Linked DNA regions of Mus musculus: all the other regions are linked to region 2. The links are chromatin loops, found by intact Hi-C in ENCODE. Cell type or tissue: heart. All regions are shown on one strand.

Region 1 (2,500 bases), 630 kb after region 2:
TCACTATAACAAAGTCTCAAGTTTCCGGAGATTTCACATGTGGTCAAAAGAACAGAGCTAGCTAGCTATGAGTATGGAGAGCACTTTGCCAGATAATTATTCTTCTGGTTCTTTGCTCAGAAAACTTGAATTAACTAAGCTAGGCTTCGATTATAGTAATTATTACTTGATTAATAAGAAAGGCATAGGCTTTGAAGGTGGATAGGCCTGAATTCTGTACATGCCTTTGCCGCTACCAACCAGCTGTGTGAGTTTTGGCTTTGGTTTCCTGACCAGTAAAATGGAGTCATTAGTGAGATAAAGTTTTAAATACTTTGCTATATGAAAATAATGTAGATCAGTAGATATTGTATTATTTCAAATAACTATTAGTGTTTTCTTTCTGGACTTATACGTCAGATTTGCTATACTACACCAGAATTTGCATGTGTAAGAAATATAAATAAGGAATTTATTGAATTAAACAGCAACAGTATGGCAACAGGGTAAAAGTGGCATGGAGCTGCCCATGAGTTTGTGCTGGCACTGGTTGATAAGACACTTAAATCAAGATGTAGGTTCCTTGTTGGGTCAGGTAACCAACCACAAGGATAAGGATAATGCTGCTTAATCCTAAAAACAAAACTAAAAGATTTCATCCATAAGGTCAGAGCAACATCGGTCGTCTTCCTCCACAGCCTGGCTAGTGCTCAAGGAAAGTCTCTGGAAAAAACAAAACAAAACAAAAACAAAAAAACAAAAAACAACCCACTATTGCCCGTGGTACCTAAGAGCTACTAGGCACTGAGATTCGGAGCAACTCACCCCGGAGACTCCGTTGGTATTGCCCCAGACTGTCCTCCAGGGTAGAGTTCCCTGGGGACTTCGCCATGGGGTCAGAGATGGGAGTTATGCGGGAAAGTATCCAGTGCACCCCTCCGAGGACAGGCCTAGCGCTGGGGATGAGGGGATGCCTGCCTGCTTCCTGTCGCTGCTGTCACTAGGGAACCAGGAACCCCGGACCGAGCTCCTAGGGGCTCTTCCTACCCCCTGGCCCTCATGGTGAACGTCGGGAATTGTAGTTCTCAGGCTTAAAGCCTGCAGCCTCGAGAGTCCTATGAGCCTTCCAGCTATACTACGCTTCCCAGAGGGCTATGCGCTCGGAGCGCCACTCCGACAGTTTAGCGGCCTGAGGCTGTTGCCAAGAGACGGGTTGGCGCGCCGCGCCCTTTCCCTTTTGCATCGCTTGGATTAGTCCCGCTGTCCTGCCATCCTCAGCCAGCTGGATAGACTCGCTGACAGAACCGGCCCGGTGAAGGACTTAAGACTCTTCAAAACGGGCCGGTGTGGAGTTGATCCCTGAGCCCTCGCAAGCATTCACTGCAAACTCGGTTTTAGTTAGGAGTTCTGTCAAAACTGTTTTTCTCTAGAAAATGAAGTGTAAATCTTCCAAACAGCCAAACTGTGAAAGTGACGGACACTGCAACTCCTAGCCTGCTCAGAGCCCCGCCCTCCGCGTGGAGTTGGCGCGCTGCCCGCTGGGAATCGTAGTCCTGGTTGGTTGCGGTCCCACTCCAGCCAAGCGGCTCTTTATTGTTCAAGACTGTCTTGAGGGCACGCCTGCGCAGTGGGCAGCTGCGAGAGCGTGTGGGTGAGACCCTCTGCAAAGCCCCCTTTCATTGTCTGGGTCTGGCGCCTGCGCAGTGAGGCATCGCTGGGCCCTGGCTGGAGGAGGGAGAGGACCTGGCTCGCTGCCCTTTGCGAGGCGCCTGCGCACTGAGCTGCCGTTCGCTGCCGTTCCCGCTATGTGTGGGGCGTGTGTGGAATAACGTTATTGCCCAGCGGAACCGAGGGGCCCCCAGCTCCACGGCGGCGGCGACGACGACGACGACAACGGCGAGGGGGTGGGGGGAGGACAGCGTGGCAGAGACAGACGGGACGCGCCGCGCCCCGCCTCCCGGTCCGGTCCCTCTCTGCGGTGAGGGGTAAGTGATGCGCTCGGGGTCGGCATGGCCCGGGATTCTGCACATCCATAGCTCCGGCGGCCGGGGCCGGGGCCTGGGCGCGGCCCGCGGCGGGATGGAGTGCGGGCCTGGAGGGCGAGGGGCGCCACCGGGACGCCCCGCGCGGCCGCCGCCCTCCCGTCCCCTCCCTCCCCTCCCCCATGGGCTGCGGCCGGCTGCACAGGGCCGGCTTCCCTTCAGTGCGCCCGGTCCTCTTCTGTTCACTCCCGCTTTGTGTAGCCGCCGCCTGAGCTGCCTGGGAACGCTGCGGGCGGAGCGTCTAAGGAATGGCTGCGCTGCCGCTGGGCAAGGGAGTTTTCCAGGGCGCCCATCCCTTTTGTAGGGTTGGTTTCGGGGTGTGAGGAGGGTGGCGGCGGTGAGGAGGGGGTGACGGACGACTAGCCTTCAGATGGCGTTGGGAGGGCGTGGAAGACGTGCTGTCACGCAGGCTGCCGGGCGACAGCACACCACGTAGCCTCCAGCTCGGTAGTAAACCCACGGGAGGAGCGAGTGGCTTC
Region 2 (2,500 bases):
GCCCCGGAGCCGCGGCCGTCCCGGGCGCTGCAGCTGCGGCGGCCCGGCCCCCTCCCCCGCCCGCCCGCCCGCCCTCCGCACCGGGAGGCGCCGCCGCAGCTGCACCGAGTCCGCCCCGCGCCGCAGCTGCACCGGCCGGGGAGCGCGGCCAGGCGAGGCGAGGCGAGCCCGCACCGCCTGCCCTCCGCCACACTAACTAACTCCGCCCGGCGGGAGCCCACGGTCGGCAGCGGGGCAGGGCGGGCGCGGGGACTCACACGGAGCGGCCCGAGTCGCCGCGTCCCCGCCGCGTCCTCCTCCTCCTCCTCCTCTGCCGCCGCCGCCGCCGCTGGACTTGTGGGCGTCCTCCGCCGGCCCCCGCCCGCCCGCCGGCCCCGGCCCGGGCCCCGCGCGCCCCCGCCGCCCCCCGCCCGCGCTGGCAGCCTGAGGCGCGCGGCCGAGCCACAGGGCCCCACTCTTTCAACGGCTCCCCATGGCAGCAGCCCAGCGGCGGCCGCAGCCTGCCAGACGCACGGGCGGGAGCGGGCGGGCGGGCGGGCGAGCGCGGCGCCGGGCCGGGGGGCGGGGCGGGCGGGGCGCGGGCGGGGGGCGGACGACGCACACGCACGCACGCGGCGGCGCGGCCCAGATGTGGCCCCGCCCGACCGGGCCGCCCCTTGCCGGCCGCTCAGCGATTGAGCGAAAGCGGCGGGCCCCGGTCTCTGGCCCGCCCCCGGCCTCGGTGGCGCCCAGTAGAAGCGCGGTGTTCCGGGAGGGCGGAGAAGCGGCGGGACTGACGGGGCAGCTCGACCAATAGGAGTGGCGGTCAGGAGCTGCCGCTTGCGCGCGCCAATCGCAGACGGCGACTGTTGGGTGGGCGTGGTCTTCTCGGGGAGGGGCGGAGCTCGCGGACCGCGGCGGCGGCGGCGGCGGCAGTAGCGGCGGCAGTGGCTCCCCTCTGGGTGACTTGGCCGTGAGAAAGTGAAAGGAGCCCGCAGGCGGCGGCGACAGCTGCGCGGGGAGGGGCCTGCTTCCCGGCTGGAGACAAGCGCGCTCTGGGGGTGTGGAGCGAGCGAGTCCGCGTGCACCGCGACGGCCATAAGTATACTTTTTCTCGGGGCAGGTGTCCCGGGGAGGCCGAGCGCGCGGGGCCGCAGCTGGCCAGGGCCAGCCTGGGGCCGCTGGGTCTGGCCCTCCTGCGGTGCTCGCCCAGGCCCCGTTCTCCTCAGGGACGCGCCGCCTCCGGCCTGCCGAGTCGGTCGCCAGGTGCATGCGAGCTACAAGCTCCTAGCGGCTGTGAGAGGCGCCTTTCCCCGGCGTCCTCTGTTCAAGTTGCAGCTGCGTTTCTTTTCACGATCCCCGCGTCCCGTCTGTACTCTCCGTGACAAGCAAAGACACTGCCCCGAGACCAGTCTTAGACCTTTCCAGTGAGATTGATACTTGTAGACGCTTTAGTCTGTTCCTTAATTGGTGCGTAAGGAGCCACGGCTTTGTAAGGAAGGGAGAGACCTTATTTTGTGTTGCACCTCTCTCCCTTCAGATAAACTTCTTCCTTACCTGTTCTTTGTGCCTAACCAGCAAAGAGGAAATGTAGAAAATTTCTGCCCTCAAGATAATGGAAGGCAAGAATAACACACAAGTAAAAAGTTGAGTAACAAGCAGGGGAGAGAATGATTCAAGACAATAAGAAAAGTGCATAGCGAGGAAGTCAACACACTAGTAATTGTCTAAATGAAATGTGTTTACTGTTTGCTATGTGAACGCTGACTGGCAAGCCTGGTTGCTAACCAACTCACCAGGAAACCTTGCAGCTGAGCAAAATCTGCTTTCTCTTTCTTCCAGGACAAACTAGTAAAGAAGTTGAAAGTAATTGTGTGGGCAAATCAGACATATTGAATTGCTAATGAACACACATACTACGCCAAGTTCCCAAAACTTTGATATTCTGTTGGAAACAGTAATGGTTTCTACTCTTTCCTCAAATCTCTTAAATCCTCATGATGGATGGGGGCGGGGGGGGGGGGGGAGGGCGGGGGGGGGAGGGCGGGCCTCAGGGGCATCCTCAGATTCAACCCGAATTTCTTACCCCCCCCCCCCCCGTGCTTCCCAGAAGAAAGACCCACTCTCAATTTGTTTAGACATTTTGGGAGTTTACAGGTGGTGTTTGTTGTAGTTTGATTTGGCTGTTTGAGACAGGGTCTCTGCATTAGATGGTCCTTACTGTTCTGGAACTCACATGTAGACTAAGCTGGCCTTGAACTCACACAGATCTGCCAGCCTCTGCCTCCCAAGGGCTGGGATTAAAGGCTTGAGCCACCTCATGTGCCTACCAGTATTCTAGATGAATGAAATACTTAAAAAAAAAAAAAAAAGAAAGAAAAAGAAAGAAACATAAAAAGAAATCTATATGTTTCATGGAGAATTCAAGAGGATAAAAGGAAAAAGATGTTTATATTTATAAAGCCATGTTTCACCAATTAAAAGCTAACAATAAGGGGTTAACAAACCTCTTGATAAATAG
Region 3 (2,500 bases), 200 kb before region 2:
GTGTGTGTGTGTGTGTGTGTGTGTGTGACTCTACATTGTATGAAGTTGAGTTTATGGTAGGGCAGCATCCTCCACTCTACAAATTTGTGAATATTTAATGAAAACATCACAATCTCATCTATTTCAAAGAGATTCTTTCCTCTCTAGTTAGACTGGTCAAGAGAGGCACTCTGTGGTCTGCCCCTGCCTGGGCTTTGTTTATACTTGCCTGACAAATGCTCAGCGAGATGTTTTCCCTCGAGGCTTCCTTTCCAGTCAAAACCCTCCCAGCTATCCCTCTGCCACTTTTTTTTTTTAAGATTTATTTATTTATTTATTATATGCAAGTACACTGTAGCTGTCTTCAGACACTCCAGAAGAGGGGTCAAATCCTGTTACGGATGGTTGTGAGCCACCATGTGGCTGCTGGGATTTGAACTCTGGACCTTCGGAAGAACAGTCGGGTGCTCCAACCCACTGAGCCATCTCACCAGCCCCCCCTCTGCCACTTTTGCCAGCATTCAATTTACTTTCTTTTCTGGGCCTCGCAGGAGAATGGAAGCAAGTTCAGCACCTGCCAGATACTGTGCTAAATCCCTTATACTCAATGAGTCAGCGAAGTGGGCACTCTCGCTCTACCCAGTTCACAGATAGGACAACTGAGGAACAGAGTGACATTACAACTTTCTCAATGTCACACAGTCGTAAGTGGCAGGTACGGTATCCCGGCTAGATTCCTGAGTCTTTGCCAGTCACTAAGCTATGTTGGGGATGACTTAACAGCCAGAGCTGGAGGGCCCTGCCCTTGCTTCCTAGGTGACTACATGCCCTTGGGGGACTAATGACATCCTTCATGGATTCATTCAGTGAGCAGACACTGGGAGCCTACTGAGTACCAGTGTCTGTTCCTGTAAACAGAGAACAGCTCAGCCGGTAATGAACCGCTCCACCACACAACACCTCCGAAGATGGCAGAGAGGCAAACGCTAAATGGACGTGCAGCACCCAACTTGACTGGCTGGTTAATTATACTTCTATTAGGCGCTATGAAGGAAAATGTATTGTGTTGGAAGGGAAACTGGTTTGGAGCAATTAAGGAGGGATTTCCTGAGGAAAAGGCTGCTTTGTTACCTTTGCTCCAGTGAGGATAGTATCCTGGCACTCGGTGGGGACTGGGGAGCACCCAGACGAGAAGGGTGGATTTCAATGGATCAAGGAACTCAAGTTCTCATGCTCAGCTTGGAACAGAGGAACCAGTGTGGGGAGCTTCAGGGAGGAACCCCAGTCGGGATAGAACTGATGCCAGCAAACACTGCTGTCTGTGGGCCTGTATTTTTCCTGATGCTTGAGGGACAGTCTCGGCGATCCGCACAGGCCAGTCCACAGGGATGGAAAGTCACTTGTTGAGAACGTGACTGGAGTGCTTGATTTCTGTGAAGACCCGGCAGCCATCCCCGCCTCTTACCCTTCCTTTGATCCTGCTCTGAGACAGTCTCCTTGTTTCCTGTTACATGTTTGCCTCTCTCTTAAAAACCAGACAGAGCAGCTCCTGCAAGCTCTGGACTTCACCCAGGGAGAGTCTCCCTGTGGGCATTGGCTGCAGCTTGGGCTGGTACGGTGGAGTCCACCAGAGACAGAGCGCCAACACGGGAGAGACAGGCGCAGGCCTGCAAAGGTTGGTTTCTGGTGGGGTGGAGTAAGGTCACCTCGCGTCTCCTCCTCGTCATTCTGACACAGCTGCCCAGATCTCTTCTGTGCACATTCTAGAACTTCCCTCAGGATTGTTCTGGACAAGCCAGACACCACGTGTCCATGTTTTATCTTCAAGATATGTGTTAGGCAGAGGACTCTAATGAGCTGCTGAGTTACCTTCCTGAGCAGGAGGTGTTTGGGGCACTTGGAGCCATGTAAAGGAAACAAAGAGATGTCCATGCAACCAGAGGGGAAGCATTCCTCCAAGTGTGTCCTCACTCAGATGGATGCACAGCTGAGCCTCACATGTGTCGGCAGCTAATTTCTGCTCCAGACTACTCTGCCACTCCCGTGGGGACTTGGGGAAACAAAACTCATATAGGATTCCAGGCTCCCAGTTTTTGATATTCTGACTCCTGAGCAGCCCAACCTCCCAATGAATTATAATTTGGCCCATGGGAAAGAAAGCAGAAGGTCAGGTTGGGCGGTGGACTAGAAGATGGATGAGTGTTGGTCACTTTCACCACCAACCTGATGTATCTCCTAGGAGACAAGTCTCTGGGTACTTCTGTGAGAGTATATAATAAACTGGGAGTCTGGGTCTCTTGTGGGAAGGAGTGAGTTTAACCAAGGAGGGAAGATTCATTCTGAAAGCGGTAGCACCACTCCCTGGGCTACCTGGTCACTGGCCAAGAACTTGCACTGCTTCGGACTGCCGTTTCTCTTGGGACTGGTCCTTTCTGCTTGAGGGTGACCTGGTGACTCTGCACATGAGGATGCTGAGGTGGCACCTCATTAAATCTTGAGACATGAAGCACGGATTCAAAGG

The links. A loop is a pair of places that touch in the nucleus more often than their neighbours do. Peaks named below come from ENCODE experiments on the same cell type or tissue, not always from the same donor. Only the 100,000 strongest peaks of a DNase experiment are listed, where the experiment ranks them.
Region 1: a loop joins it to region 2, with 2.2 times the contacts of the local background. A loop is called at or near these places in 2 of 42 quality-filtered maps.
Region 3: a loop joins it to region 2, with 5 times the contacts of the local background. A loop is called at or near these places in 7 of 42 quality-filtered maps.

Annotation. Positions count from the first base shown.
Region 1 is chr1:176,813,360-176,815,859 of GRCm38, reverse strand. Sdccag8 (serologically defined colon cancer antigen 8) reads right to left here and starts at 1,200. Exons shown (of 18, transcript NM_029756.3): 1 at 805-1,200. The coding sequence starts at 871. It also overlaps a transcript of Cep170 not described here. In heart, no CTCF peak of the experiment used is centred here; DNase peaks (open chromatin) are centred at 1,149, 1,709 and 2,279; H3K4me3 peaks cover 2,353 bases; H3K27ac peaks cover 1,986 bases.
Region 2 is chr1:177,440,353-177,442,852 of GRCm38, reverse strand. Zbtb18 (zinc finger and BTB domain containing 18) reads right to left here and starts at 502. Exons shown (of 2, transcript NM_001355099.1): 1 at 258-502. In heart, CTCF peaks have their summits at 1,057 and 1,259; a DNase peak (open chromatin) is centred at 772; H3K4me3 peaks cover 2,296 bases; H3K27ac peaks cover 1,802 bases.
Region 3 is chr1:177,635,867-177,638,366 of GRCm38, reverse strand. No RefSeq gene overlaps it. Among named protein-coding and RNA genes, the nearest start is that of 2310043L19Rik, 5.8 kb to the left of the region's middle. In heart, no CTCF peak of the experiment used is centred here; a DNase peak (open chromatin) is centred at 1,116; H3K27ac peaks cover 399 bases.